2 separate regions of the Mus musculus genome follow, and region 1 is linked to region 2. The links are chromatin loops, found by intact Hi-C in ENCODE. Cell type or tissue: heart. All regions are shown on one strand. Each heading gives the region's core, and the rest is flanking DNA. Links, peaks and the distances in the headings are about the cores only. Region 1 has its middle 30 kb from the start of Gm48057. Region 2 overlaps Ak9 (adenylate kinase 9).

The links. Hi-C counts contacts between places; a loop is a spot of excess contacts. Peaks named below come from ENCODE experiments on the same cell type or tissue, not always from the same donor. Only the 100,000 strongest peaks of a DNase experiment are listed, where the experiment ranks them.
Region 1: a loop joins it to region 2, with 4 times the contacts of the local background. A loop is called at or near these places in 16 of 42 quality-filtered maps.

Annotation. Positions count from the first base shown.
Region 1 is chr10:40,997,441-41,012,929 of GRCm38, reverse strand. No RefSeq gene overlaps it. Among named protein-coding and RNA genes, the nearest start is that of Gm48057, 30 kb to the left of the region's middle. In heart, for the core only: no CTCF peak of the experiment used is centred there; no DNase peak of the experiment used is centred there.
Region 2 is chr10:41,397,949-41,413,437 of GRCm38, reverse strand. Ak9 (adenylate kinase 9) reads right to left here. Exons shown (of 40, transcript NM_001370813.1): 27 at 13,547-13,766; 28 at 11,141-11,206; 29 at 6,404-6,610; 30 at 5,870-6,088; 31 at 4,280-4,493. Among named protein-coding and RNA genes, the nearest start is that of Gm25626, 18 kb to the right of the region's middle. In heart, for the core only: a CTCF peak has its summit at 9,297 (motif pointing right); no DNase peak of the experiment used is centred there.

The DNA.
Region 1 (15,489 bases), core at 6,141-10,140, 400 kb after region 2:
ATTTGGTCCTAAGATCTGTGGCTTCAGCATCTATGGCAATGTGATTCTCAGACCCGTCCAGGTGAAGCCCACACTTGCTGAAGGAGGATCAGGCAGCACACAACGGCTAAAACAAATTGAAAAAGCAAATGGTCCTAAAGCAAGAAGCTGAGGAAACAGTTCAGTTTGCCTTCATGTCTCCCAAGCGTGTTTGTAAGTGGCCATTGCTTTAGACAGTTAGACCTACAGAGCTCTGGGCTCACTCTTTGAGAATGGAAGAGTTACATTTATTTCCTGTGGCTTCCATCATAAATACCACAGTATGGTGGTTTAAACAATAAGAATTTCTCTTTGTATAGCTGGGAAGCCACAAATCCAAGATAAGGTGTCAACAGGGCACCCTCCCTAGACTTCTTGACTTTCAGATGGCCATATATTATATAATAATTATATATTATAATTAAAATATATTTATAATATATAACTATGTATACTATATATATGTACATATATAAACAAACACATGCATTGGTTTTCTTATAACAACACTAGTTGGATTGAATAAAATAAGTTATAAATTAAATATAAAACAGCTTTGTTTTAACTTAATCATCTCTCTAAAGATGCTATGTCTAAAATATACTCATTACTTGAAGATAACTTCAGGATATGAATTTTGGGGACCCCAGCAAGAATCTTGTCACGTGAACCTCTTTGTCAGAGTTCATCAGTTCTATAAGCCCTGTTCTGGGCATGTGGGTCCAAGGGAGGCTGATTCACCCTCTTCCCTCATCACACACATGCTCTCCAGGAGGCAGGTGCTTCTGTAGACCCAGTGCATTCTGGGAAGAACAGCCACTGGCAGAGCAGGAAATGGGGAGAAGAGAGAGAAGGTAGGAGAGTAAAGAGAAGAGAGAAAGGCGAAACCACGGTAACACTAGGAACTCAGCAGGAACAGAGGCAGCTGAGGAAGACTACCCAATCTCGAAAGCCAAGCGGGCTGCATGTCTGGAACCTGACAGAACTATACCCTTGAAAGCTGTGTGGTCGTGGTTCAGCCTCTTCCACTCTTGGCATTTTTGCTCATTCACTAGTTCATCTGTTCATTTATTTCACAAACGAATCCTCAGGTCCTACTGCAAGTATTATTTCCTTGTGGGTAAAATGGAAATAGAAATCCCAATTTACAAGCTGTCAGGAAGGCTCTAGATGCGCCCCTAGAATAAAGCCTAGCAGATAGCAGTGACTGGGGGAGCTAGTCTCACTGGAAACATGGGAACATGGTCTATGCTTGGTCACAGAATTCTGTCTCCAATGTCACAAAAGATGACGGCTACATAGTTGGTATCTGAGGGAGAACTCAAGGAAGATGAGGGAGACTAGGAGAGAGAAGAAAGGGAAGCAAGAGTGTCGCACTGAATGGTCAGCCCCATGATTGCTGTCACCAGAGTGACCCAGTTTCTGTGGAGGCCCCAGAACATGGTGTCCTCTATATCAGACTTTGACCTACATCATTCTTCTCTTCCTCAGCTGGGCTGCAGGAGATGAGAGACCTTGATGCTGAGACCTGAGGTCAGCTGGAGAGCTGCCCAGGAAGTGTCTTCTCCACACACCTTCTTCTACTGGGTTCCCTGTTTCTCATGCCAGGGCCTTCTCATTGCCCATAGGCCGCTCTCTCATGCCCTCTCTTGAGACATTACAAGGTTCATCTCCTTCCTTGTTATTCCCAGAGGTCAAGTCTATGGACTTGGCTCATGAATGGCTCCTCAGTATTGTGTGACTCTCCTGCAGGTACTTTCCGAGCCTGTACGCGAAAAGCAACAACTGGCTGGGACCTTTACAGAACAGCCAGCTTGGCCTATCACCTCCAACAGAAAATCTGGAGTTTCACAAAAACAAAAATCAAGAAACAAACAAAAAAAACCAAACCAAACAAAAACAACAACATTAAAAACAAAACATGAAAAACAAGAATAAATAAGTCCATATATAGAGTCTCTATGTGTCTGTCTGAACTCAAGTCTCCCTAGAAGCCAAGGCTGTTTGGGCTGACCTACATTTTTGCCTTGGCAGAGACCAGCACAGAAATTCTCCCTTCTGTCTCAGTGACTTCTCAGAACCTTCAGACTTTGCCAGGCATATCCCATTATCACCTCTAATTAGAAAAGAACTAATTTCCTGACACATGGAGCTCTCCCAAGGCGCTACCTACATGGCCTGGACCTTCAGAGTAGAATGCTGGAACACCAGTCCACACACAAGATGCTAGACCAGCCATGAACCTGCCCACTTCTCTTTCCACACTCTTCCTTTGGACCATAAATGAAACAAAACGTGACTTGTTTCTTGGGGCTGCAGGAACAGGGCCACTCCAGTGACAGGAGTCAACTGATCCTTCAATGTGACATACTGGCTTTTCTGTCTTCTCTCTCCTAGCTTCCCTCACCAGACTGGAGAAATACCTACCAGTGTTTGCCAGGGGAAGTTCTTCACAGTGTTGCTAATATGCTTTTCATATGCGGTATAGAGGTTAAGAACTTAGTTTTTAGATCTTTGTTTTGTTGTTGATGCTGCTGCTGTGGCACTGGGACTTAAAACAAGGGCCTTGCCAATGTCATGCAAGCAACTCTCTCATTAAACCACCTCCCCGCCCAATGTGAACTATCTAAATCCTGGGCAATGAAGACTCTTCCTTCTGACATCTTGTGTTAATGTTCTGTCACTAGGACAAGAAACTGAGAAATGTGAACATAAAGAGGAAAGGTTGCTCTTGGCTCACAGTTTTGGAGATGTAGGCTCATGGTTGTTTGGCCCTGTTATTTATTTATTTATTTATTTATTTATTTATTTATTTATTTATTTATTTTTGTCCTGTGGCAAGGCAGAACATGAAGGTTGGGAACACACAATGAACAAGCTGCTCACCCCCCACGCTGGCCAGGAAGCAAAGAATTAAAAGGAAGAGATAGATTTCAAAATGTCACTCAAAGACATGCCCTAAATGGCCTACAGCCTCTCCTAAATGATCTATGATATAAGGCCTCCCACCTGGTCCTTTTACAATTTTCAAATACACCACCACCACCACCACCATCATCATCATCATCCTCTGGAGACTATTAAGAACTTTGAAGAATATTTAAGATCCAAATTACAGCACATTCCCTTCAGCAACGCTTGCTCTTGAAAAGTGACAGAGAACTTTGGGATCTCCGATTAAGGAGGAATTGGAGTATGGGGAATATTTAATTTGGGTGTCAAGGGACATCTTATGCAGCCTGTAATTTACATTAATACATGTTTAGATCATCACTAGCTGTCCTAAGGACTGGTTTTAGAAGATCTCTTATTACCCTCTAGACATTCTTATCTAGTGAGTGTCCAAGGTTGGGGACTATGCAGCATTGTGAACATGTTCAGGAAGTGTGAGGTTAGTGAGGAAGACCCCTGGTTTGGAATCCATGATGCCAGAAGCAAGTCTACAAGAAATTCACTGAGTTCTTACAGCTCACATCTGAGAAGAAACTTGTTATCAAGTTCAATCATAAAGTCATAGAACTAAAAGAAAATGACATTTTAATTTAGCCAGGTTCAAGGGTAAATTAATTTTGCTTCTCCCTTTCTCCATAAAATTCATGGTAAAGCCACTGCTACATGATGAGGTGGATGAAGAACGAAAGCAGAAAAAAGAGGTAAGAAACAAAGAATTGATGGAACTGGGGAGCCGTTTGTACCTGTGACAGTTCTGGTTATCTGTGGCTTCCTTAGAAATCCTGAATGAGGACCCCAAAGCTATATGAGCTTCAGGATTCACACAATTTATATCCAAGCCTAGCAGGAAGTTACTAAAGTGGCCATGGAAACCCATCAGAAAGAAGTCAACCGCCTAATGACAGCTGTGACTGCTACCTTCTCAACATCAGCTTTCTCGTGAGAAGGGCAAGTCAGCATAGACAGGTCTTAGGCTAATCAATAACATAACACCATGGCCAAAGATAGCATTCTCACACAATGCTCACTAATTTGTACGGGTGGTAGTTGGGACCTTAAAAGAGGGTACCACTTAGCATCATGTGAATTTTTTCCTTAGTACTGGCATGGGGAGAGTGCATGAAGATGGACACCCATGGAAATAATGTATTCCCATGGAAACAAAGAATTTGTTCCTTTCCAAGGACTTAAGGGAGCACAAAGACTTCATCTGCCCTCAGTTTCTGGAACCGTCTTTGGAAGGAATCATCCTATGCACTTATCTGAGCCTCGAGGGTCGCCTGAGTCTACTACTCCAAAAGGACATTTTCCCTTGACTTTTATTTTCTTCCTTTTGTTCCAAGGTATTTTGTAGGCATGGAATTAAAACTCTACAAAAAATTATCAAATTACTAGCAATATATTTCAGGGGGTTGGGAAGGTGGCTGGAAGCATGCACAGATAAAGAGGGTCTGGGAGTACAGCAGTTTTCTTGGTCCTGTTCTGTGGCAACAGGACCGAGCGTGGTGGATGAGAGGCAACATAGTCATGTGACAAATCCCAGGCGCTCCAACTCCAGAGACCAGCAACAGGAAATCAGAGTTTATTGCCCAACCCATGAGCTTATATACAGTGTTTGATCCAACCCCAAGCACCTAAATCCTTGGCCAATTGTGTCTTGCCACACCGTCATGGTGCTCCAATGAAAGCCCTGCTTGATGAAGTAACTCAGAGTGTTTGGGAAAGTATCTTACCTGTGAGGACTTCCGTGAAGACCGGAAGCAGCTCCTGGCCTAAGTCTCAGACCCCTGGGACAAATGGCTGGGATGCCTATTTAATGTATGCAGACACTGGCCAGCTCTCCCAGGTCCCTCAGTACTTGTGGCCCCTCCCAGCCCTCCAAGCATCCCTTAGTGCCTGTGGCTCCTCCCTCTCTTTCCTCTCATAGTCCCAGTTTAGTTGGCCCTCCACAGTCAGCCTAGACTCTTCCCTCTACCTGCCCTTACTTACATCTATGCTAAAAATCGAACCCATACTTTAGTCACAACCTCCTCCTCTTGTCTCTCCTTTTCACTCAGCCATTAAAGTGCTTGCCTAACATGCACAGGATCCTGGAATTCAACACCCAGCACCTCGGAGACATTAATTCAAAAGGTCTTGAGGGGGACACTGAAAATCTCCATTTCAAGAATTCTCCACGAAACCGCTGGAGGAGGCCTAATGATTTCACTTGGATAATCATGACGCCGATGTTAACTCCCTACTTGTAGGGTTCACTGTGAGTCTTACGTTCACAGCAATGCTTGGAATGGTGCTTAACACAGTGCAAAGTGGGATGTGGGTGAAGCTCACCCTTAGCCTTCCTCTTTCTTCCCGGGCTGTTTTTATGAATGTAGCATGAAGCAGACTGATGTACAGCCCCACTACTTCCCCTCCCCCACTGACCCATCCCCATCCCCAGCTGCTCAGAACAGAACGGGGGAGAGTGGTGAGATCAGGGCCTTGACCAAACCTGGTGTGTAGCTTCCTGGACTGTGCCAGAGCTTCTGACATCTGTCAAGTGACCACCATGACTATTTGACTATAGCACTTTACCATAGGATGGCTCTGGGAGAGGTAGCCTCGGAAGCAGGGTACAACACGTATCCTAAAGTCTTGATAGCATAGATTCCTTCAAAAAATTGAAAACTAAATGCCAGTTGGCCCCTCCTAAACATGGACAGAAGAGAGAGACTCTGGTTCCCACATCTAGTGGGGGACGTGGGTTGGGCCGGAAGTCGCTGCCCACCAGCCTGCCCACCTTCTCATATTCCCTGTACCATTTAATTGCCACAGCAGTCTTGGGCTATCACCATAAGGACAGGTGTGATAATTTAAATCTCAGAGAGGATACATGAACAGTATGGTTGTGGAGGTAGAAACACGGCAACCAGGTCCAGCCTCGAACCACTGTCTTGATGATACTTAGCCAGAATCATAGATGTTCCTTACCACGAACTGCCTGGGATTCTCTGAGAGCTACCCTTCCTACCTCAGCTATTCACATTACCCTTGCTCCCCACGCCCGTTATCAGACTCACAGACTCTGCCAGATGGTGCCCCACCCAGAGTATGCAACGCCATGTGCCACGCCTGTCATTTCCTGGCACTTCTATCCACACCTCCCATTCTCTGACCTTCGGACTCAGAACTCAAACTGAATGGCACTGGTCGCTTGCATCCCTCTGTTCCCAGCTTGCAGACAGCGCACCTTGGGCCCTTTTCATCTCCATGATCATGTGATCCAGTCCCTTATCCTGTTTCTGGGCTAGAACAGCAGCCTCAAGCAGAGCTTGAGAGTTCGATAGATCCGGGTTCAAATCCCACTCCACTTGGATTTCCAGTAGTCAGTATTCCTCTTTGAAGCCACTGCCCAGACCTTCCCAAAGAATAGAGTTCTCATGCATGCACCATGGAAATGCAGAGGGACACAATGGCAGGACTCCAAGTTCTAGGTTCAAATCCCAAGTCTGTATAACCACTGACTGACTATGCACAAGCTACTTCACCTTTCTGTGTTTTTTTTTTAACATGTAAATGGAGATACTGATACCCTTGAGTGTGTGATGAAATTAAGAGAGACTGGAGTCACCCATGAAGACTTCAGAGCACACCCAGTATCCTAAGACATCAAATTCTGACACAGGCTGAAGCACATGCTGAGAGGTCACAGAATACCGGTTGCTACTGCTTGTTGCCATTTTCATGAGAGGCACACATTAAAATGAATGATTAAGGGCCTAAGCCACATCCTGTGAATCAGAAAACAACACAAAAAACCATAAGCATAAATCAGATACCAGTGTGGGACATTTTACCCCAGGCTGGGCACTGTGTGACATCGTTGCCCATCCGTGTCCAACAGAGAAGTCTGCTTCGCGGCCTGCACCTTTGTCAGCATCCCACCAGCTTGTCATAGACGGTCTCAGTACTGCTTGCATTAAATGATATCCTAGGCTTTCGCTCCTCATTGGCCTCCCCACGTGAGTGTACACGCCAGGCAGCCCATGTTCACAAGATAGGTCAGGGCACCCAGGTTCATTCACAAGTACTGGTGAGACAGAATGTAAGATTAGCATTGCAAAGGACCAAGTGTAACCTGTAAACAACGGTGAATTCTGAGTAACTCCTCAACATAGCTATGAACCATGCCAGGAGATCACAGCTCAGCTGCAACAAGATTGTCACACGGAAGCTGACCAAATACCACACTCCTCCTCCTCCTCCTCCTCCTCAAACAGACAACACAGCTCTCTCTAGCAAAGATGTCTATTTTTTTTTCTTTTTTAAAACAGGGTTTCTCTGTATAGCCTTGGCTGTCCTGGAACTCACTCTGTAGACCAGGCTGGCCTTGAACTCAGAAATCTGCCTGCCTCTGCCTCCCAAGTGCTGGGATTAAAGGCGTGCGCCACCACACCCAGCAAGGGTGTCTATTTTTTGACACTGCAATATGACACTGTCTTCTACAAGTGTGTTGGGCCTCACTGTAGCTGACCTCCTTCTCTGAAGCTGTCACATGGATACAATCATAGTGTCCACCTCCTTGGTGATGGTACGGAATAGATGAAACCACTCTTACAAAAAGCTTCCAGTGTGTGGCTGGAGAGATGGTTCAGCAGTTAAGAGTACTGGCTGCCCTTCCAGAGGTCCTGAGTTCAAATCCTAGCAACCACATAGTGGCTCACGACCATCTGACCATCTGCAATATGACACTGTCTACACTGTCTTCTGGTGTGTCTGAAGATAGTGACTATGTATTTATACACATATAATAAATAAACAAACAAACAAATCTTTTAAAAAATAATAACTAAAACTTCCAACGGAGCCTGGCACACAGGAAACCCTTACAGGGCTACCACTCAGTGTTGTCACTGGCCTTTTCAGTTCTAGTCCTGTCTCTGCAGCTTGGTGTGTTTTCCCTCCTGCCTGCACCATGCCTGGGCCATCCTTTCAGGCCCTCACCCTGCTGACCCCCTTCTCATCTCATAGCCAATGGTCCATGCTAAGCAGGTCACCCTCAGGCCTGCCTGAACAGGTTCATCTCCTACTCTGAGACTTTCTACACTTTAACAATAAATTCAGGTGCAAGAGAAGCATTTCAAACGTTTATTTTATTTTATTTTATTTTATTTTATTTTATTTTATTTTATTTTATTTTATGTGAAGAAATGACGCCAACAAGCCCAGCCGGTCTGTTCTGCTCTTCTGTGCTCTCAGCCCTTTCCCCCTCAGAGATGGAAGCACGTCTTTCTGGAAGAAGACACTTAACCAAGTGACTCTGTAGTGGGGGCAGGTTGGTAGGGAGAGAGAGAGGACTGGAAAACTATATGCATCTCAGCCTGGTCTGTTACTGGGTATCTCACCCACGGGCAGGAGCAATACTGTGCTGCTGACAGCATTGTCTAAAGCAGGTCAACACTGCCATCTGTTGGTCATGCAGAGTGCCTGATCTCCCAAGTAAAATTCCATTAGGTACTAATATACCGTAATTACTGTAATATAATTACCGTAATATACGTAGTCTTTTACTGATGCTGAAAACTCAGAAAAGCCAAAGTCCTCTTGGACATTGCAAAATGTGCCAGGTCTACACAACCAGCCAGCAGAGTCAAAAATCACCTTTCATTGCCAGCCTCTCGCCTTCAAAGGAATACTTAAATGACTAGATGACTCTATGCAGCCAGCGTGTCTCTTTTGCAGTACTTGGGACTAGGGCTAGCTGGATGGTGTGTGCTGGTTATGAATGAATTCTGCTCTTGCAGAGGACCCAAGTTCAGTTCCCAGAACTCACACCAGGCAGCTTACAGCCATCTGTAACTTATGCCCACATAGTGCACAGAAAATAAAATCTAATCGAATCTAATCTAATCTGCACAAATGTAATGAGATGTCTCTGAGCTGGGACATGAATCTAGACACAAAATTCCCTTATGTTTTATGTATGCATTTTTCCACAAAACCTGAGTAATTTTTCACAATTTTGTGCACGAAACAAATTTCATGGTTTTCTACTTATGTCACATAGATACTCGAATGGTTGGAGATTCGGAGTGTTTGCTATCTGGGGCTTTCTGGTTGGGGCTTCAGCTCCTCATGGGCCTCTCCAGTATGAGTGGACATGCCAAACTGCCCATGTCCACAAGGTGGAACCAGGCTGCCCAGGTTCTTTCACTCAGAGTAATAATGAGACTGAATCTGAGATTATCATTCCACAGGACCAATGGTGAATTCTGAGTAACTCCTCAACATAGCTATGAACCATGGCAGGAGACCACAGCTCAGCTGCAGCCAGATTGTCACACGGAAGCTGACTGAATATCACACTCCATAAACAGACAGCAGAGCTCTCTCTAGTAGGAGTGCCTATGTTTGACACTGCAATATGACACTGTCTTCTACAAGTGTGCTGGGCCTCACTTTTGCTGCCTGGGATGTGTATGACTCACGGACCTCAGGATGGACACAACGGCTGAAGAAATGGGGCAACCTGTGGCAGAACATGGAGTTAGAAGCCCTGTGTCTAAGCTTCAAATTCCAGTCCCATGACTAATAATCCTGTGCTTGGACATATGGAGTATGTGGAGGGCCAGTGTTCTGTGCTCTGAGCCTCAAGGCTGGAGTTTTGAGTCTGATTCCTCTAAGCTTGGAAACAACTAGACAAAATCCTGTCAGTGGTTAGGGGAAATGTCTCCAGGTTCATGCCTACAGTCTTGATAACACGCCAAGGCAAGACATTAGGAGTGAGTTTTCTGAACTAAGTGTATCATTAAGAAATATAATGTATAAGTCGGGCATGTTGGTTTATACTTGAAATCTAGCACTTGAGGGACTGAGGTCAGAGGATTTCTATGTGTGGGACCGTAATGACGCAGGATTAGGGAGGAAGGGTAGAGGGACCCTCAACTCTGTATACCTCAGATGAGGACAGCAGGAGTCGGCTACCTCCTCCTCCAACCTGGTGCCATAAAGTTTGCTTCCCCAGCAGCCCCACCATCAACCCTAGCAAGAATTTATTATGAATTTATTACCCCAACAGTTACCTGACCACACTTCTTGTTTGATCTTATAAGGTTCCCCCCCTCCCCCGGCCCTACATCCCTTGAGTCTGTCAATGAAGTGTCTTTCAACACCCCTGTTTCTGTTTCAGCCAACGGTACAAAGACACACAAACCTTGCCCCAGGACCCTGACCACCTCCCCAGGGGCATAAATACCCCTTTCTCCCCCTGCCCTCCAATAAATGAACCAGTTCTCCCAAGCTGTTCCCGGATGTGTTCTTTACCTGTGCACTCATCACAGACGAGGTCCTACATTGCACACATCCTCTCCCAGCTAAGCTTCCCTCCCTCCAGTCCAGCCTGGTACACAACTGGCCTGGCTACCCTGCAGGAGAAGTGGACACAGCAGGCAGCTATGAGTCCCAAGCTAGATGGGGCTACAGTGTGAGAGAACCCATCTCAAAAAATACACATAAAATTCAAAAGCTTAAGTCTTATAGTGAGAAGGTAGTACAGGGGTTCAGTGGGTGAAGGGGCTTGCTGCCAAGCAGAGTTTAAACCCTGGAGTCCACATGATAGAAGGAGAGAAATGACTTCTCTAAGTTGTCCTTATGCATATACATTAACTACAATATGTAAGGGTAAGTTTTTAAAATGTTAAAGGGAGTTACTATAGAAAGAGCTTCACAATGACACTCTCCACAGGGCACAATGACCCCACACTTAGAATTTATTAATCCCATGGGAAATTACATCAACCAAATCAGATGAGGAAATGGCTGCATACCACTCCCCTACACACACACACACACACACACACACACACACACACACACACAACTATGTTTAGCAGAACAGTTCTCTTCTCTCATTCTTTCTAGGCTAGTGGGTTTGACCAACCACCAGACTGGCTGGTAGCCCTGATTCTTCAGGCAGAGGTGGGGACAGGGGAACCTTCCCATCAGGAGGAATCTCAGGAGCAAACAGCACAGAAACCCAGAGGATCTGTTCACAGTTGGCTGTCATGGAGCAGACTGGGTCCCTCCACACCACCTGGGCATCTGTCCTCAAAGCTCAGGGTGTGTTAGGCTAGTGGCAACAGATAGGACTTCCCCTGATAAAAATTACAGAGTTGGACAACGAACTGAGGAATGAAAACTAAGGAGGTCTTCTCGGCGATCCTTAAAAATGCAAGCTATAAATTTAAATCAATGGCAAATCACATTTATAGAAGAAATAGCTGTGCTTTATAAGAATGTGCCAAATACTCTAACTCACATCGATCATTTTTAAATTGTAGTCCTTGTTCCACCTAACTCATTCTCAGAGGTTCTAAGCTTCGGCTTGGGGCGTTCCCTGCCTCTGACCGTAGTGGTCAGAAGCTAGCTGGAATGGCAGCCACACGGGCCTCCTGCAAACCTCTCTTCTCATGTAAAGTCGCTCAGTGATGATCTCTGAGTGAGGCCTGCTCTCCCGGGTGAAAGGTCTTCTCTTCATTTCTTGTTTTCCCACACCTGTGAAACTATTCCCGCAGCTCTCAGCACTGGGGATCCTGGGAAGTGTTTAATGGTTTGCAGAGAGGAGACTAGAACCTCTCATACTCATACTCACGTATGCACACACACACATGCATACACTCTCATACACACACTCACACACAAACTCTCTCATGTGCACACACTCATTCATGTGTACATACACACTCACACACATATGCACACGTCTTCACACACTCATGCATACACACTCTCATACCTGCACACACAATTCATACATGCACACATGCTCACAATCTCACACACACACACATGCACACACACACACTCACATGCACTCACTCACACGTACACACATGCATACACACTCATACACACATGCATGCACTCTCACGTACACTCTCACACACACATGCACACACTCATACACATATGCACACATTCTCACACACATGCACACACACATTCATACATGCACATATGTGCACAATCTGTCACACTCATACTCACACATGCACACACATGTGCACATCCTCATACACATTCACACTCATACACTCTCACACATACCTACACTCTCTCTTTTGCTCTCACTCCTTCAACCCTTTCCCCTCTAACTCCTCTTCTTCCCCCTCCTCCTCTTCCCCCTCTTCCTCCTCCTCCCCCTCCCAATTCTCCTCCTCCACATGGGGTCTCATGGTGTTACCCAGGCTGCCATCAAACTTAGGCTCCAGCTCTCTTCCCTTCTTAGCCTCTTGAGTAGCTGGAACTACAGGCAAGGCTCACATACTAGTCTATTATATCATTCTTGTACACAGCATAAAATGTTCTTCATAGGGGCTGGGAGATTATTCAATGGGAAAGGGTGCTTGTGTGAAAGCAAGAGGACCTGGGTTCAAATCTGACGTGGCTTTCTTTGTGTGTCAGCAAACCCAGCACTGGGGGGGTGGGGGGGAGGAGGGAAGCAAGTAAGATTATTGTGAGCCAGGAGGTTTCTGGCCAAAATGTAGTATTTTACATTCAGGGAAAGGCGCTGTTGGTAAAAACAAAACGACAATAATAATAGATAAAGAAAGACACCAGACATCTTCCTCTGGGCTCTGTATGTCCATATGTGGGCATGCACCTTGTGTAAAAACGTTTCTTTAAAAAATGTTATTCAAAAAACTTACTATTTCAATAATCTTTCAGTACTCTCCAAAAGAGTACTGAAATACAGGCAGCATTTTTTTCTACTCCTGTCATCAAAAAATGATGATGATGACGACGACGACGACGATGACAACAACGCTTAGAAAGGTCCATCTCCTGTGTCTGCTGATTTCAGGCAGCAGTGTCGGAGAGCCAAATCAGCTATTTTATACTCAGTATCAGGAGAGTGAGGCAAGAAGTGAGGTCTGGGGTCTGAGGTGGAGAAAGGAAAAGTGTTCTGATAAACGTTTGTGCAGCAAGGGCTGCAGAGGAGCTGAGGGACAAACCGCAAGAGGAATTCATCAGCAAACATATATTGTGCCTTCATCCACAGTCCAGGGCAGCTGCCCCCAAACCTTGTAGACCTTGTATGGTTGGTTGTAGGGTCCTGCGTCTGCTCCTCCACAGGGCATGCCTGCTTGAGGAGGAGGAATGAGGGAGTTTACCCCACAATGTCGCCAGGCGGGTGTTGGGCCATAGGGCATCCCTGGGACACCGCTCTGGGGTTGGGGAAGCACAGTCTGAGGTGCAGGACAGCCAGAGCTGGCTGGGGGTCCCTGAGCCAGCGACAATGAAGCCTGGTTCTCAGGTTCTTGGACACCCAGGCGCTGCTGGGCGCCGCGGAGGAGCTGAGAACAGTGTCCCGCAGTGGCAGGGGGAGCTGCGGCTGGTCCCATGGGGTGAGTCCTTGGCTTGTCACCGGTTGGCTTGAGCTTGGGCTTGGTGGAGGCTGTGGCTGGGAGCACAGAGAGGCCTTCTATGAGAGATTAGATGGCGACTCTGTGGACGAAGGCCTTCTCCATGGCTCTCCACGACCGATCTTGATGAAAAGAGGCAGTCTATAGTTTTGTTTTGTTTTGTTTCAAACTTTTTTAAAAAATTTATTTATTTAATGTATATGAGTACAATGTTGTTGTCTTCAGACACACCAGAAGGGGGCATTGAATCCCATTATAGATGGTTGTGGTTGCTGGAAATTGAACTCAGGACCTCTGGAAGAGCAGTCAGTGCTCTTAACCATCTCCAGCCCCTAATCCATGGTTTTAAGATGTTTACTGTCATGGTGGAAAGTGGATGAGTAAAACCGTATCTCACTTCTCAGGGTGAGCCTGAGGTTAAATACTTTTTGCAGGGAAGAGTGTCTGGGAAGGAAGGCTTATTGGCTAAGCCCTCCAAGCCTGTAATACTCATTACTATGGAGATCTGCCTTGAGCCTACGTGACCACAGGTCACGTCTTCTACAAGTGGAGAGGCTTGGGTCAGTGCACTGATGGTCACAAATCTATGAGAGGCCGCGGCTAGTGACAGGGGCTTGGTGCCGGGGAATCAGGCGAAGCGACTACAGTCTCTTCAGAATTTGCGGGGTTTCAATCCTTAGCCCAACCGGGGACCAAGCTACGTTTCATGGTCCCACAAGACCCTATCAAACCTCCAAAAAAAATGAGATGCAGAGAAGCCGGAATCCAGGGACACCATGAAAAAGATGAAAATTCGTATCACTCAGACCCAGAGAAGGTGCCACCCACACCAGACAGTGTACATTCCTCGAACCTTTTACAGGGCATTGATGCTGACTGGGAGGCAACCCGCTTCGGAAGAGATGAGAGGCACAGACTCGGCCTTTCACTGACTGATCTGTTCCTCTTTCCAAGCAGTCCTTCCCCAGTGGTGCAGCCTAGCCGCTGGCGGCCTTCCAATTAATCTGAAATCTGCTTCCTCTGAGAATTCCCTTCAAAAAGCAATTTGCATTTTATTAATGAATTCACAGAGACCAAAAGCCTTCCAGAAATTAGCAGTCCGTGCAGGCATCTGGGGGATGGGAAACCAGGCTGGTTCTGAGGAGAGAAAGCCAAAGTGACTGAAAATGGAAGGCAACAAATAGTATTGATAGATGGGGACAAGACAGCCTGCTCCAGGGAACAAAACAGGGTAAATACGTGTGCTTTCAGCACAAAATACAAAATGATACTCAGAAAAAAGACCGGATGGCAGTATTTTAAATGGCTAAGCAATGGTATGGGCTAACCTGACACCACCTCGCTTTTTTTTTTTTTTTTTTTTTTGGTTTTTCAAGACAGGGTTTCTCTGATAGCCCTGTAGACCAGGCTGGCCTTGAACTCAGAAATCCGCCTGCCTCTGCCTCCCAAGTGCTGGGATTAAAGGCGTGTGCCACCACGCCTGGCTAAAAGGTTATGTTCTTAAATTAAGCTAATTAACCCATTTTGGCTTTTAAAGATTCATCTTTAATCTTTATTACATGATGAGGCATCCTGAAAACAATTTGAAAAATGATAGTTTTCTTAAAAAAAAAAAAACTTAGCACAATTGCAAATTCAGTCAAATTGATGAGGTAGAGCTGAAAGTTTCTCAAAATGTTTAATTACCTCGGCAGGAGGGCACGAAGTCCCACCCCTAACCGCGGAGCTGCTGGGAACTGGTCAGATGCTGGGAGAATCAACCTTGCTCCAGGGCGTGGTCCCACACACACATGACTATTTGCTTAGCACAAATTTGAATTAGTGTTTCTTGTCAGTTGTCATGACTTTAAAGGGGCACTGAGCTGGGTGGGTAGGGGGAGGTGGGAGTGGGGAGAGATGGAGAGTAGTGAGGAGTGTGATCAAAATACATTGTTTGAAATTCTCAAATAACTAAATAACTAACAGAGTATCATTTAAAAATATTTAAATGACCACAACTCAACCGTTAATGAGTTCACACTACTTAGTCATTCATTTAAAAACTGCATCTCTCTCTCCTCTTTTTCTTCTCTCTCTCCCCCTCTCCCTCTCCTCTCTCCTCTCCCCCTCTCCTCCT
Region 2 (15,489 bases), core at 6,849-10,848:
GTTTTGCTTCTAGTGAACTGGTGATTACTGGAAAATTTTGCCTGTAGGTATGGCTAACATAGCTTTACATTATATAAGAAAAATTCCTAGCGTCTTTGCCTCAATATAAGAAGCTAAGAGTTTGAATCTTTCAGAGTATATTGTTTCCTAAGTGAAAAGTATGTTATTAGCTAATGCCTCTCAAGGGAAGTTTACTTTAAATCCTTGCTCCCACACAAGGAGCTTTTAAGTTCTGGGGAGTAGCTGTTGCTCCAGAAAAGATTCAGAAGCAATATTCTTTTAATATTTAGGGTTTTAGTTATATCATAATATCGTGGTACAGAAAATCTAGGAACGAAAAATTGATTTGCTTCAAAATTTTATTTTCAAAAGCTTCCAGGAGATGTTAATTGGCTAAGACCTCACCTTAAACTCACCACAGGAGAACTTAAGCCTTTGTTAGGTGCTATTAAGTGAGACACAAATTAACTGACAAAGAACAAAAGGCTTTGCAGAAAATAAGAAAGCTTTTATAATTGTTATCAATTATAATCAATGGCAATTAAATATTACCTGCTTATTTTAGTTATGTGCCCACAGCAATTCCTTGTCAAGAGAAAACATTGTTGTAAAATCATCCTTCTTCACCTCAAAGTAAAGTTTTAACACCTATTAAGGCCTCTGTGGTGCTAATAAGGAATTGTAAGATAAATTCGTATATTTTAGAAAACCTATAACAAAAATTGTGTCTTAAGAACCTGACTAAGTGTCTGTTCCTTGTTCCAAACAGCAATTAATTTGGTTATTACAGAATATTAATAATTGACCTATTGCATACCATCATTTTAAATAATAAAAGATAAGTTAAAAATTGTTTTTATGCATGCTTCTGTATATTCTATAAATTCATGCATGCATGCATCCCAGTTACTGTGTTTAAAAACAACCCCTCTATGGGAAATAAGTAGATGTGAATTGGATCACATGCTTATTCTTTTGAGTTTCCTCCTGTTTTAGCACAGATAATTAAGTTGTGTGCTGTGGATGGTGTTTTAAAATGCTGAACAATCAAACCTTCATTTGTATATTAATAGTCAATATTATATCTCAGAGCTCACAATTGCTTAAAATTGTTCATCCCTCAGATACTATAAATTCTCAAATTTGCAATGGTTTATGCATATATAACTCATAAGAAAAATTGCTGTTCTTTTAAGAAGACTGTTTTTTGGACAGTTGAGAATTTGTCCTGGGTTGCCCCTTAAGCCAATGCCATGCTAGATTTATATCTCAGGCAGATTACAGGCCTTACTTAAGAATAATATTGTTCTTTATTTAATCAAAACAGTAATGGCTTAAGATAGTATTTTGGTATTTTTAGAGAAGGTGCATATCAAATTGTGAAAGAGTTGTTCTTGGTGTCCTCAGATTCTATCTATTTCCACATAATGGTGTTAATTCTTGAGGACCCATACTTAATCAATTGCTGCAAGTGAATGCTCTTATTTCTGATTAATAAATAAATAAATTATTCACATGTGACTATTAATAACTTTTCAAGCTTTCTAGTTACAACCGCTCTTGAAAGTGCTATTAGTCACTGCCCATGTTACATTAAAACTGACTATAACAGTCAAGTATTTGAGATGTTTTGTCAACAAATTATTAATTCTCAAGGACAAGGTATTGTGGAACTTTAAATCTTTAGCTTCTTAAAAGACAAAGAAAGGGGAAATTATATCCTCGTGCATATTATTTAGTGCATTCCCGTGCACATTATTTAAATCATACTTTTATTTTAGAATTTTGAAATTTGGATGTCAAAGAACTTAGTAAGTGCCTTATAATATCTTAAAAGGATCTACTTATTGGCATATGGCTTGATCCTGAATAGCTACCTTATTAGGAAAGGGACAAGCATAGGTTCTCTCCACAGAACACTGCAGAAGCATGATGGCTAATTCGTGTGACAAGCTGACAGGTAAGTTTGCTCAGTACCCTGATTGTAGTGATTAGGAAGCTGAATTGGGTACATGTTTTCGACCCATCCTTGCTTGCCATTTTTCCAGTTTGGACAAGCGGAACTGCCTTGCTTCAAGCTTTTTAACCTTATGGTAAAAAGAACATTAGAGACTGTGTAATCTGACTTAGAAAGATTAGTCATTAGAAAGAATTATAATGATTCTTCTCTTTCCTTCAATGTGACCAGTTATTCTAACTCAATCTTGGACTGGTCTAGTAATAATTCCAATATTAGAGATTCCTATTGAAGATAGCTAAAAATCTTAATTACCTAGCAAAGTTAATTTGGAGCACAGCCTCCACTTCCAGAGACTCTCTGGCCTTTTTGCTAATTCTAAAAGCCAGCTCCCTGACACTTGGAGGCCAGAGCCTGAGCTTGATTGTTGCTAATTTGCAACTGAATAAAGTACCTGGGCTTCCACAAAGAAGCTTTTATACTGTTGCTTTTCACTGTCCTACCTTTGTTTCTCAAGCAGGCCAGCCTGACTGCAGCAGATGTAAAGCCTTGCCTCCAACAGTGCAAGTGGCAGTTATTAATCTTCATCAAGAAGCATTCTAAGTACATATTGTGGCTTTGGTCTGAATTGGGAATAAGGTGTGCTATGATGGCCGGTTAGTCAATGATGGGCAACCAGATTTCGGAGCCATATCAATCTAAGACAGAGGTACATGCCAAGAGGCCGTGGTTTATTAATAATACACCACAGAGCCATGTTTGTGCAAAATAATACAAACAAGCTGCATGCATTGCTCCTTGATGGATAAGAATGGCTTGGGAAAATCTGAGATCCTAAGGCAGGCACAGCCGCCAGCCACCATAACTCCCAGGCAGGACTATGGAGCATAAATAAATTTTATGCCTCGGTCTGGCTATTTTTATTATATAATCAGGGAGGAATTGTAGCCTTCCTCAGCCCTGAAGCAGGCTGATCCAGACTTTGACCTTGCTGCCACTAGAAGGAGATTACCTAGGGTGGAGGCTTCTGACCTAGATGGCTCTTTTGTTCTGTCACCTGCCACTGCTCTCTCCAAGACATTGCTACTTTCTGAGAAGCCTCTGAGATATTCCCGAGGAACATCCTATTCTGCAGGTTGGCTCCAGACACCAAGAATGGACTGGCAGGGGATGGGCCTTCCCCTTTTATAAGCACACTCTTTTAGTAAACTGGCGGGCCTTGAACAGAATCATGTCTTGGTCTCCATTAATCTCTCACCGTCTAAGTCTCTTTCAGCCCCAGCCTGCCTCCCAGGTGTACCCAGTTCAAGTAGGCCACAGGCTGGCATACAACAGAGTTTTGTGATTTAAATGTGAAATGTCACCAAAAGACTCACATGTTGATCATTTGGTCATTAGTTGCTAGTACTACTTTGGAAAGTTGTTTTATGTTTGGGTGGCCCCTTAAGGTGGAAAACTTTTCAAGTCATAACTCAGTCTGCTTTTAGCCTGAGCTCTGTGCCTCCTGACCTGCTGAGGTGTGAAGATGTGGCAGCTGCACACGCTCGCTGTCTTAGACTGAGCCATCACATCTCTGCTACTATCACAGACTGTGAGCCCAAAACTGTGAGCCAAGATAAGTCTTTTCTCCCTTAAATTGCTCCTGTCAGATACTTGTCACAGTGATAAGAGGGCAACTAACAGGAGCATTGAGAAGACACAACTGTATATAATGTCAGAATACCCACTTCCATGAATAAACCCTACTGGACATAAAGTAAAAGATTTGCCCCAATGCAACAACGTTAAATCCTTTCAGTAGCTCATTGTCCCTGACCGATCAATCATCTAGATAAAAATAAAATAAAATAAAATAAAATAAACATCCTTGATGACTAGACACAAGAATACTCCACCAAATACCTGCAAATAGTGATTTTTATATTGAGATCCTATCTCCATCTAGCCACAATGATTATTATCTTAAAAAGGCAAATTCTACTGGGTGTTAGACATGTATACCTTTAATTCTAGTACTTGGGAGGCAGAGGCAGGGGCAGACAGAGGCAGATCTCTGTGAGCTTCAGGCCAGCCTGGTCTACAGAGAAAGTTTCCAGGACAGACTGGGCCACAGAGAAACCTCCTCTCAAAAAACCAAAATAAATAAATAAATAAGTAAAATATATAAATTCCGGCAAAGACTAGAGAAAAAGGAATCTTTTTGTACAGTGTTGGCAGGGATGTAAATTTGCACAGTCACCATGGCAAATCTCAGATTTTATGGCTGGTTCCTGGAGAGTTGGTGCTGGGTTTTCCCTTGATGCTTGTGAAGCAAACACTCACCTGTAGTTTTTCCTGACTTGGGAGGCCCCACAATCATAATCCGCACAGGCATAGTGGCTTTGGGTTTGGGTTGCCGGATGTATTTGATGGGGTTCATCATAAATTTCTCTTTAGTTTGCTTATTAGATAAGAAATAGATGTAGTGACGATGGATTACAGGGTTCAGCGGGTTCTCTGCATTTTCAACAGGTTTGATTGTCTCTCCTTCGCTTAGCTGCAGTACGATTGAATTCACAAGTCAGATTTAATTTGTAAAGCATTTCTTTCAGTACATTTGAAAGAATGTAAAACATAAAAACATAAGCTTCTTCACATAGTACAAAGTGTTAACAAGATAATGGTATACAAAGTGCAGGCTGTTCCACAGCATATGTGGTCTGTGTAAGGCTTCCTGGTTGGTTTTTTTGTTTTTGTTTTTGTTTTGTTTTGTTTTGTTTTTCGAGACAGGGTTTCTCTGTATACCCTGGCTGTCCTGGAACTCACTCTGTAGACCAGGCTGGCCTCAAACTCAGAAATCCGCCTGCCTCTGCCTCCCGAGTGCTGGGATTAAAGGCGTGCGCCACCACGCCTGGCTCCTGGTTGGTTTTTAGCTTATGACGATTACCTTCCTACTTCCTACATAATGACTTGTGCTTATAATGAATGCTTCTGACAATGAGTATGAAATTGTTACACTTATTCAGGAACTAATTTACCCCACAAACAGGTGCACGTCTGAGGTGGTGTTGTGGCTTGTTTGTCCTCTCCTTTACTGTTTGTATGCTGAAGCTCTTATTGCCCATGTGACTGTATATGGAGTCATCACGCTGAGAGACGGTGGTAGACAAGGTGAGTGGCCTCAAGCACAGCTTGACCAAGGCTTTTCATCCTTGGATACCACCCTGGCAATGCCACCCTTGATATGCCTTGCCTTAGAAGCTAAGCAGGGTTGAGCCTGGTTAGTACTTGGATGAGAGGCCTTTAGTAGTACTACGACGCTGGCTAACCTGCTCTGTCTGAAGTTGTGTATTTGAAACAGGTAATACAGTAAGTCCTGCTGGGTTGTCTTTTAGGATAGACAAATGTATTCTGCATTTTTGTTCAGATGAAATCCTGTCACATCATTAACAACAGCCATGAAATGTGAAACACCCACCAGCAGAGTTAGCCTGAGGTGTGGGTATGGGACAGGGTAGAGTGGGGAATTAACTCATGATAGTTAGGTGTGATATCTTTTGATGGAGCCATCTTTCCCGGACATGGAAGACTGGGTATGAGAGTGTGTCAGGCTGCTTCCCTTTGAGAGTTATGGCAGAATGGGGATTTGGTCAACGATATCGTCAGCACCGTGGTTCATCCTGATGGGAATGACATCTCTGGCTGGGAGTAAATGTTAGGGGCACAAAGAAAGTCCAGTGGGGCTGAGTGTTGGCACGGCATAATGTACTTCCCAGAAGAAGCAATGGTGGGGCTCAGATGGCTCCATCTCAGCCTCCAAATATTAATGGATAGCACTATACAATATTTACAATTTTTCGAAATGACCACCCCTTCCTAAGCAACGTTTAAAAAGTGAGGGATGATGGCTTTCTGATGACTTTCTGACGTTACCTTTACAGGGTCCCAGTAGCCAAATGAACTCATGTGTTTGTAGGTGTAGGAGAGCATTTTATGAGCGAGGTGTGAGGATACCGGGTAACACTTTTCAAAAATGCTCTCACGGTTTTCCACCAGGGGCTTCAATTTCATATTCATTACATATTGTACAATATGCATTTTCCTAGCTCCGTTGACCATAATTATTGGTATCAAAACCTTGTCGAATTCATCCTGATAAGAGAAATTAGAAAGCTTGATGTATTTAGTGTTTCTCAGTTATAGTATGTAGACACAGCTGGTGATTAAGCATATAAGGCTATGTAAGCTTTATGAGGGGCTGCCCATGGGAAGATAAACTCACACTGACCTTGGAGGGACCCACGTTGCTCTCCATTTGTGAATTTCATACCTTGTTACATGAAGCCGCACACACACACACACACACACACACACACACACACACACACACAGGACACTGACCCTAATCACCCTCTTTGCATGCCCAAGTTGCTATTCTTTAAGTAGTGGTGATGGGAGGGTCTTAACCTGTATCGACTGGATATTATTTGTTTCTGTTTCAAATTTCTCCCCAAGCTCATTTCTCAGGCGTTCCGTAGCGTCTGCTTCCTGTTCCTCATCTTCTTCGCTCATCTCTTCCTCATCCTTTGGAAACTCTTCCTCAAGGATGTTCTCAATATCATCCTCATAATCAGCATCTTCGTCACTAAACTCGTCTTCGTCTCTAAAGGTGCCCTAAGGGAGAAAACAGCCGCTTTACTCGAATCACGTGACACTGTTGTATAGTAACCGGATTGGTTGGCAGGGCTGTACAGAAATGAGAGATGACACCTGGACATTTAATGCCTTTAAGGAACTGAACCGATGATGCTTCCGCAAACAGACGGAATTCGAAATGCTATTTATGCCCAGCCAGCGTTGTCATGGTATGTGTTTTTGATAGTCTTTAGAAATAATATCGAATGTAGCTCAGAGATTATAAAATACTAGCAGCTGCATTGCCAACTGGAACAAGATCTTTTAAATGGGAATTAGCTACCTCATAGGATAGGAACTGGGAGTGGGGCACTGGATAAGTTAGTACATGGAAGGCCATCAGCCCAAGACAGAACTCTCACATCAACATCCCTCCCTCCCCCCCCCAAAGTGACAGCTAGACTTTTGTCAGCCTCACACAAGCTAGAGTCATCTGATAAGTGGGAACCTGAATAGGCCCCTCTTGGGCCTTCAGTGGGGCATTGTCTTGATTGGGTGGGAGCGCCCAGCCCACTGTGGTAGTTCCCGGTGTATACAGAAACCAGACTGAGCAGTCCAGGAGGGGCAAGCCAGGAAGCAGCAGTCTTCCACAGGCTCTGGATCAAGTCCTGCCTCCAGGTTCCTGCCTTGAGTTCCTGCTCTGCCTCCCTACATGACAAATTACAAGCTCTAAGATGAAATAAACCCTTCCTTCCCAGGTTGCTTTTGATCATGGCGTCCTATCACAGCAACAACAATTAAAACAAAAAACAATTTGTTTGTTACACTTACTGTGTGTGTTGTCTCCCTGTTGGTATTAGAGATTGACCTTATGGCCTGAGACTAGGCAGGATTTTTGTTGTTCTAGGATTGAATTGAGGGCAATTTACTCTTCTTTAGTAGTGCTTCTCCCATCCCCTGACATCTCGGACATCAGTCTTCATTATAGGGGATACATACTCCAAACTTTATGATCTTAAGAGATCTGCTTCCACCACAACGAAGTAAGCTCATTCTTCCTACTTTCCCCCGCCCTTCTTTTTTTTCCTTCCCCTTTCTCTTCCCATTCCCCCTTTTCTTCCCTCTCTAACTCATCCCAATGGCCCAGAGAGTGATCAAAGCCAAACACACTGACAGTCAGAAGGAAACAGCCAGGCAAGGGTGAGTTTTCAGATTCTAGGTGTTGGTGCAGAGGGCAGCCTCTGTTAGAAGTACATCCTGGACACTAAGATTCTAGCAAGAAGTCTACTGTTTTGTTGTTGTGTTTGTGTTCATTTTATTTTATTTTATTTTTTATTTTTTATTTTTTTCTGGAGCAACCAGGGAAAAGCAACTACAATCAGCATCACTAGAGAGTAAAGAAAACTTGAGAGAACAGAGTCAGGGAAAGCCATGCCAAACTCAATGCATAGATGCTCTCTCCAGGTATCCTGCTCATCTGGGACTGTCAGAGGGACTCTGACAGTCCCAATGCAGGAGGAGCATGGTCTTTATGCTTGGTCTCACAAGGTTAATAGTCTGCTAAAACCAAACTGCAAGATCTCTGAAGTCACATAAGATCATCCAGAACTTAGACTCATAATGTTCATCACTGAAGAACATAAACCTCACATTACATAAACCTCACATTACTCAGGATGTTAGGGATTCAGAAAATGTGGCTCATTCTCAAAAAACCAACAGTGACTCAATGCCTGTCCCATGTGCTGGAGTCACTGATCAAGAGTTTGAAAGCAGTTACCACAGCCTTGCAAGATAGAAATAGAAAATGTATACACCAAGCATGTGGAGATTTTAGGATTAAGAATGATAATATTGGGCTGGTGAGATGGCTCAGTGGGTAAGAGCACCCGACTGCTCTTCCGAAGGTCCAGAGTTTAAATCCCAGCAACCACATGGTGGCTCACAACCATCTGTAACAAGATCTGACTCCCTCTTCTGGTGTGTCTGAAGACAGCTACAGTGTACTTACATATAATAATAAATAAATCTTAAAAAAAATGATAATATTTGAAATGAAAAATATTTTTTGAGTTAACTTACTAGTGAGATGGAGATAGCAGGAGGAGTGTTTGGTGGTTTTTGAGGATACATTAACAGAATTACTCAATTCAAAGGGGAATGGTGATTAAAATTTTATCAGAATTCAGGGACATATGAGATATGTGGGTAGACCTAAACAACTCTGTGGAGAAAGATAGCTACAGATTTTAAAATGTTTAGTAAGTCTCAAATTGAGTTAATAACAGGCAAATCATAGGTAAGTGCATTGTAATCAATTTTTGGAAAAAAGATGCAACTGAGAGCAGGTACAAATGAGAGCAGGTGCAGCTCAAGAGCAGGTGCAGCTAAAGAGCAGGTGCAGCTGAGAGAGAGCAGGTGCAGCTAGAGAGCAGGTGAGTCTGAGAGCAGGTGCAGCTGAGAGCAGGTGCAGTTGGGAGCAGGTGCCTGTACCCTGTTTCACTCTCTTTTGACTTCTGGTTCACCCAGGGCACCTAGTGATTTTGTTGATCTACTCTCCTGGCTTTTCCAGGGTCTTCCCTTCCTGTGGCTCCCAACTTAATAGAAGAGACCCACATGCCAGAGAAGGCCCAGAGGCAGAGCCAGTGGGCAAGAGAGCAGAGATTCTAGAGCGATCTGGAACCTGGTTTAGAGAAATCTCTTTAATCACATTCTGGGGCAGAGTTTCCACAAGATGGCAATGTTTCCCGTAGGATCCATGGAAACAGTTACTGGGCTGCTGAAGCCAACCTGTGGGTTACTAAGGTTTTCTTTGCTGCTAAAAACGGCTTTGTCTGCAAGTGTTCCTGAGTTGGTTTTAAGAGAGTAAGTCAGGTATGCTGCCAATCCACCCTCCCTGCCCTTGCCCCCACAGTGCACAGTGGGGGAAGCTGGGGTCATCACCTAATGTGAAGAGTTTGAAGTGAATACAAAACTATTTCCGCAATGCAGACAATTAAGTGCATTGTGGGCAATGGTTATCTACACACAGACCTTTTCCAGTAGCCTCTCCATCCTTATTTGAAAATGTGAAGGGTCAGTGGGCGCTTACCATTGCCTGAAGACTACTTTCTGGTGTGTTGGGTCCCAACTAATCTCAGAGGTGTCCCCTCTCCTGTTGACAAGCTTGCCAAGGACCAACAAAAGCCTCTCTCTCTGGAGCCCATTGAAAGGCTGGCCCAGGATCTGAAGGCTATCAAGCATGCAGAGTGCTCTGCCCTCAGTCACACAGAACAGCCTATGGAATGTGTGTGATGAAGCAAGATCAGCTGCTCTGGAGCCTCTAAGAGCACAGGAGAGGAAAGGCATCTCTCCAGAGTCCTTTCTGACCACGGGTGTCGTCATCATACCAAAGCAATGTTTAAATCAAACAGAAGATTAAAACTTAAAATCCATTCCTGCAATAGTGACAAATGACCTACACCTGTCCACAGGCACTGTGGGAGGTGAGGCCAATGGTGTTCCCTCCACCCACTTTTCCATAAAGTCACTAGGAAAAAAATTCAATACCCAGAGTGAACTTTCAGTTCATTAAGTCTCAAGCACTAAATGGGAAGAGACATCTGTAGTTAAGCTGGGCTGCCTGAGCTTTAGCCGAGGATCCACACGGTGGGATAAGAGAACCAACCCTCTCAAGTCCTAAATAATCCTCTGACCTCAACAAACATGCATGCAGGTCCCTCCCTCTCTCGCACACACAGTAATACATCAATCCTAGGAGTTTAGTGTATAAATTATTTTAGTGGGATACATAGTCAATTTTATGAAGAACACGTCTTAGTAGAAAATTTACAGCATTCTATTTTCTACAAAGCAGAATACTACATCTTTGAATAAAAAAAAAGGAATTTGGTATTGAACATAAAACTGGAATACATTGACAGAGCTCTAATAGGAGAGGCCTTAGTTTCAGATCCTGTTGCATTGGCTAGATGTGGTCATGATAAATTTCATCTTTCTAGCCACACTTTAAGGCTCAGACATAAGATTACTAAAGGGCAGGCAAGAATGATTATAAAACAATGCCCTAACTGCCTCACATTATCTCCAGTTCAGCATTTAGGAGTTAATCCATGAGGCCTTATGCCCAAACATATTTGGCAAATGGATGTAACTCATTATGTAGAATTTGGAAAATTGACATATATACATGTTTGTATTGACACTTGTTCAGGATTCCTTTTTGCTTCTCTGCATACGAGAGAAGCCTCTAGAAATGTAATTGATCATTGTTTACAAGCCTCTAATTCTATGGAATTACCTAAAGTCTTTAAGACAGATAATGGGCCATCCTATACTGGCAACAATTTTATATCATACCAAAAATAAAAGAAATAAATTTTACTAATCCCCTTTAAACCCAGTGTGAGTTCCTGTACACTTTTAAACACGGCCTTCTCCTTCTTCCACTGTTGAGACTATGGTGTTTTATACACACACACACACACACACACATATACATATACATACACACATATATATATATATATATATATATATATATATATATATATATAATATTCTACTTACGTCTTCTCTCCTTTTTTTCTCTCTCTCCAAAATAAGTTCAGCTCTCCTTTTAGCGACCATGTCCTCCTGTTGAGGAAACATTTACAGGTTTACAATGGACAAATATGATAAAAATCACTTGCTGTGTATGTGTTAATGTACCTTTTCAAGCTGGGGCTAAGGTGTGGTGGAAGGTAGGGACCTCACCAGGAAAATACGTGATGGTGACTGACTTAGCACATCCTTGCCCTTCTAGGCTATCGCCCTCCCAAGTGTTGAAAATGTTTGGAAATCTATTTTCCTTATGGTGTAGACAGGTCTTTGGAAGCACAGCTGTGTCTCCGTGGAAAGTGTATACGCATACCTTGGAGGGCTGTGGGAAGCATATACGCATACCTTGGAGGGCCGTGGAAAGCATATACGTATACCGTGGAGGGGATACGCTCAGGCTCAGGGAGGGTGAAGGATTAGGTCCTGCTCTTCTCCGGGTCTGACATAGTGTATCTGTTCAAACATCCTCAGGGTTTTGGTGTTGCTTAGCTCAGGATTCCCCAAAGTTTAACTAATTACAGTGTGCCCGACAGAGGCTGGCACTGTCTTGGGCATTACAATATATATCCTTTCACTTTCTTCTCAAAACACATCATCAAAGCAGGCAATGCCCCTATTCTAAGGGTGTGATAGTGGGGATCCCTAGAGAACTGTACAACAGCACCCAGGGTGGGGCTCCCTGATAAGGAAAGCCAGAAGCACCTCGTCTGGCTGCCCTAGTGAAGGGCTTATTACACCTACTGGAGCTAAAAACACTGCTAGGAAATGGATTTGGACAACACTGGGAGTTCTAACCCTGACAGTGAGACTTGACTCAGACATTTAGAGGGCTGGTCTGTGAGGAATTGGAATGATGAATGAATGGGACAGTTTAGGGGCCAGTCCAGGAGAGAGCACCGGCAGGTCACCGGCAGGTCACAGATCCGGATAGTTAGTTGTGGGTGGGAGCTTTACTCTGCTCTCTCAATGCCCCACCAAGCCCATCACAGAGCCCATCAACTGCTGCTGTGCCTGACAGAGGCCTCCTGGGAGGCCTGAAACCCACTAATTTAGAAAGACAATGGAGTACTACTCAGCAATTAAAAATAATGAATTCATGAAATTCTTAGACAAATGGATGGACCTGGAGTTAACTCAATCACAAAAGAATACACATGGTATGCCCTCACTGTTAAGTGGATATTAACCAAGAAACTTAGAATATCCAAAATACAATTTGCAAAACACATGAAACTCAAGAAGAAGGAAGACCAAAGTGTGGATACTTCGTTCCTTCTTAGAATGGGGAACAAAATACCCATGGAAGTTGTTACAGAGACAAAGTTTGGAGCTAAGACAGAAGGAAAGACCATCCAGAGACTGTCCCACCCGGGATCCATCCCATATACAACCACCAAACCCAGACACTATTGCATATGCCAGAAAGATTTTGCTGACAGGACCCTGACATATCTTGTGAGTCTATGCCAATGCCTGGCAAATACAGAAGTGGATGCTCACAGTTATCTATTGGATGGAGCACAGGGCCTCTATGAAGGAGCTAGAGAAAGTACCCAAGGAGCTAAAGGGGACTGCAACCCTATAGGAGGAACAATGATATGAACTAACCAGTATCCCCCAGATCTGTGTCTCTAGTAGCATATGTAGCAGAGGATAGCCTAGTAGGCCATCAATGGGAGGAGAGGCCCTTGGTATTGCCCTAGTACAGGGGAATGCCAGGGTCAGGAAGCGGGGAGTGGGTGGGTTGGGGAGCAGGGCAGGGGAGGGTATAGGGGACTTTGGGGATAGCATTTGAAATGTAAATGAAGTAAATACCTAATAATAAAAACAAGAAAGGCAAGCATTAACATGGTGGAAAAAAGCTTCAAAGAAGTCCTGCATTTGGGAGGCAGAGACAAGGGATGTCTGAGTTCAAGGGCAGCCTGGTCTACAGAGTTTCAAGACAGACAGGTCTACATAGAGAGACGCTGTACAAAAACCAAAACCAAAACCAAAACCAAAACCAAAACCAAAACCAAAACCAAAACCAAAACCAAAACCAAAAAAGCTTCAAATAGTTTTAAATTCATATTAAAGGATGAAAACTTTGATGAAAAATGTCTTCATGCTTACTGCAGCATTAAAATTTGAAACTTTCAGCAGGGCGTGGTGGTGCATGCCTTTAATCCCACCACTCAGGAGGCAGAGGCAGGCGGATTTCTGAGTTTGAGGCAGCCTGGTCTACAAAATGAGTTCAAGGACAGCCAGGGCTATACAGAGAAACCCTGTCTCAAAAAACAAAAACCAACAACAACAACAAAAAAAAATCGAAACCTTGTTTTTGTGAACATTACTTAGAAACCCAATTAGGTGATAAACAGACATCTTCCCGTGTACCTTGATTTTTGTCTTCAGGTCTTTGATGAGTTTTTTCCTCTCTAATTTCTTGTGCTGTTTTGTCTTCCACTTCTGAACTTGGGCAGGAAGGAGACGATCAAAGATATCTTGATCATCGACTTGTATTATAACGGCGGCATCTGGGAAAAATCCACGCTCGCCCAGAAACTGGGCCTCCTCAGGGTGCCGCGGGAAGCCGTCCAGTATGAAGCCTGTGGAGCTAGGTAGAAAATTTTATAATTTGCTTAAAACATCATTAATATTCCAGAGAAGCCACACCCAAAAGACAAACATCAAATGTTTTTCTCTTATTAAGATCAATCAATCAATCAATCTATCAATCTATCATCTACCTAGCTTTCAATTTCTATATGACATTTATTAACATGAAAGCAGAAGAGGAACCATTTTGTGAGAGGAAATAAATCAGTGGGAGATTATATCTATATATTTATATTTATATCTATATATGAAAATGTCATAGTCAGCTCATTATTTTGTATGATAACAAAAATCAAATAGAAAAAATATATTATAGATCTACTTATACTATGTATTGCCCAAGCTTTTGTCCCCGCCGGCAAGAACACACTCAGGACAACCGGAATCTTCTGCGGCAAAGCTTTTATTGCTTACTTATCAGGAGGGAAGACCCCGAACCAGGAAAATGGCGCTGCTTATATAGCCCACAGCGTGACGTTTCAGCACCTGATGTGGCGTGACAGCTCTTGATTCGTTGCTCGCCCATCACCCCATTACTACGCTGCGAGATGGGCAGTGACTAGGCGTGAGTTCACTCCTGCACTTGCGCATAAGGCTTGTTTACTAGTTAGGCGCAGTGGAAGCCAGCGCCATCTTATAATGGCGATTGCTCGCGGCACGCACGCGATTGCTCGACTCTGCCTCTATGTTCCAGAATTTATGTTTTACTTATCCCAGACATTTGAGTTTGCTAAAATGTGGCAAAAAATATGACTCTTGAAATCTTGGCCTAGCACTGGTATCTAAAAATCTAGCAGAACCTAGTTTAGTTCTCGACTCTTCTCAGATTTCCCTGCCTGCTGCAAAGCCTGCAGGTTTTTACTCGCCCCCAATCCCCAGGTACTATCTCCGCTTAGATCATAGAGTTTAGCATGTACTGATGAATTTTCACTTTATTCGATGGGTAATAAATAGTTTAAAGAATTTATACCTCTCCCACTTGCCAGCCCCTTTTAGTCTGAGAAGTTTTTATTTATTTATTTATTTATTTTTATTTGTTGTTGTTTTGTTTTTAGACAAGGTCTCAGTATGTAACCCTGGCTGGCCTGGAACCTGCTTTGTAGACCAGAGTGGCCTCAAATTCACAAAGATCGCTTGCCTTGGTCTCTTGAGTGCAGTGATTAAGGGTGGGCACTACCATGTAAGACTTTGGGAAATTTTTAGGTGGCTTGGATATACAGGTATGTAAAATAACTCTACAAATCAAACTTCAGTGATAACAAACTTGTTTTAAAACAATTCCTTGGCAATACACATAATTTTACCATCTGTTAAAAACTTATGTGCTTGCTTATTTTCATGTAAAAACAAGGAGGATCTCTGTGCGTTTGAGGCTACCCTGATCTACGCTAAGCGAGTTCTAGGTCAGTTAGCACTGCACAATGAGATCTCATCTCAACAAACAAGAAACCAGCAGGAAAACCAAGCAAACAAAGAATAAAATCTTGGCTAAGTATTTGATGCTTAGGATATACAGCATCTTCCATGTTCCTCAGACATGTGGTGATAGTGCTGAGGTCAGCACTGTGGATAAAAATGGAACGCAAAAGGGCAACAGCATTCTTAGGACCATTTCAAGAATTATTGAAAATTCTGTCCCAATCCTAAGTCAAAATTCCTCGGATGACTTTTCATGAAAACCAACTCATCAACTCAAACAGCAAACCTTAAAATTAAATCCT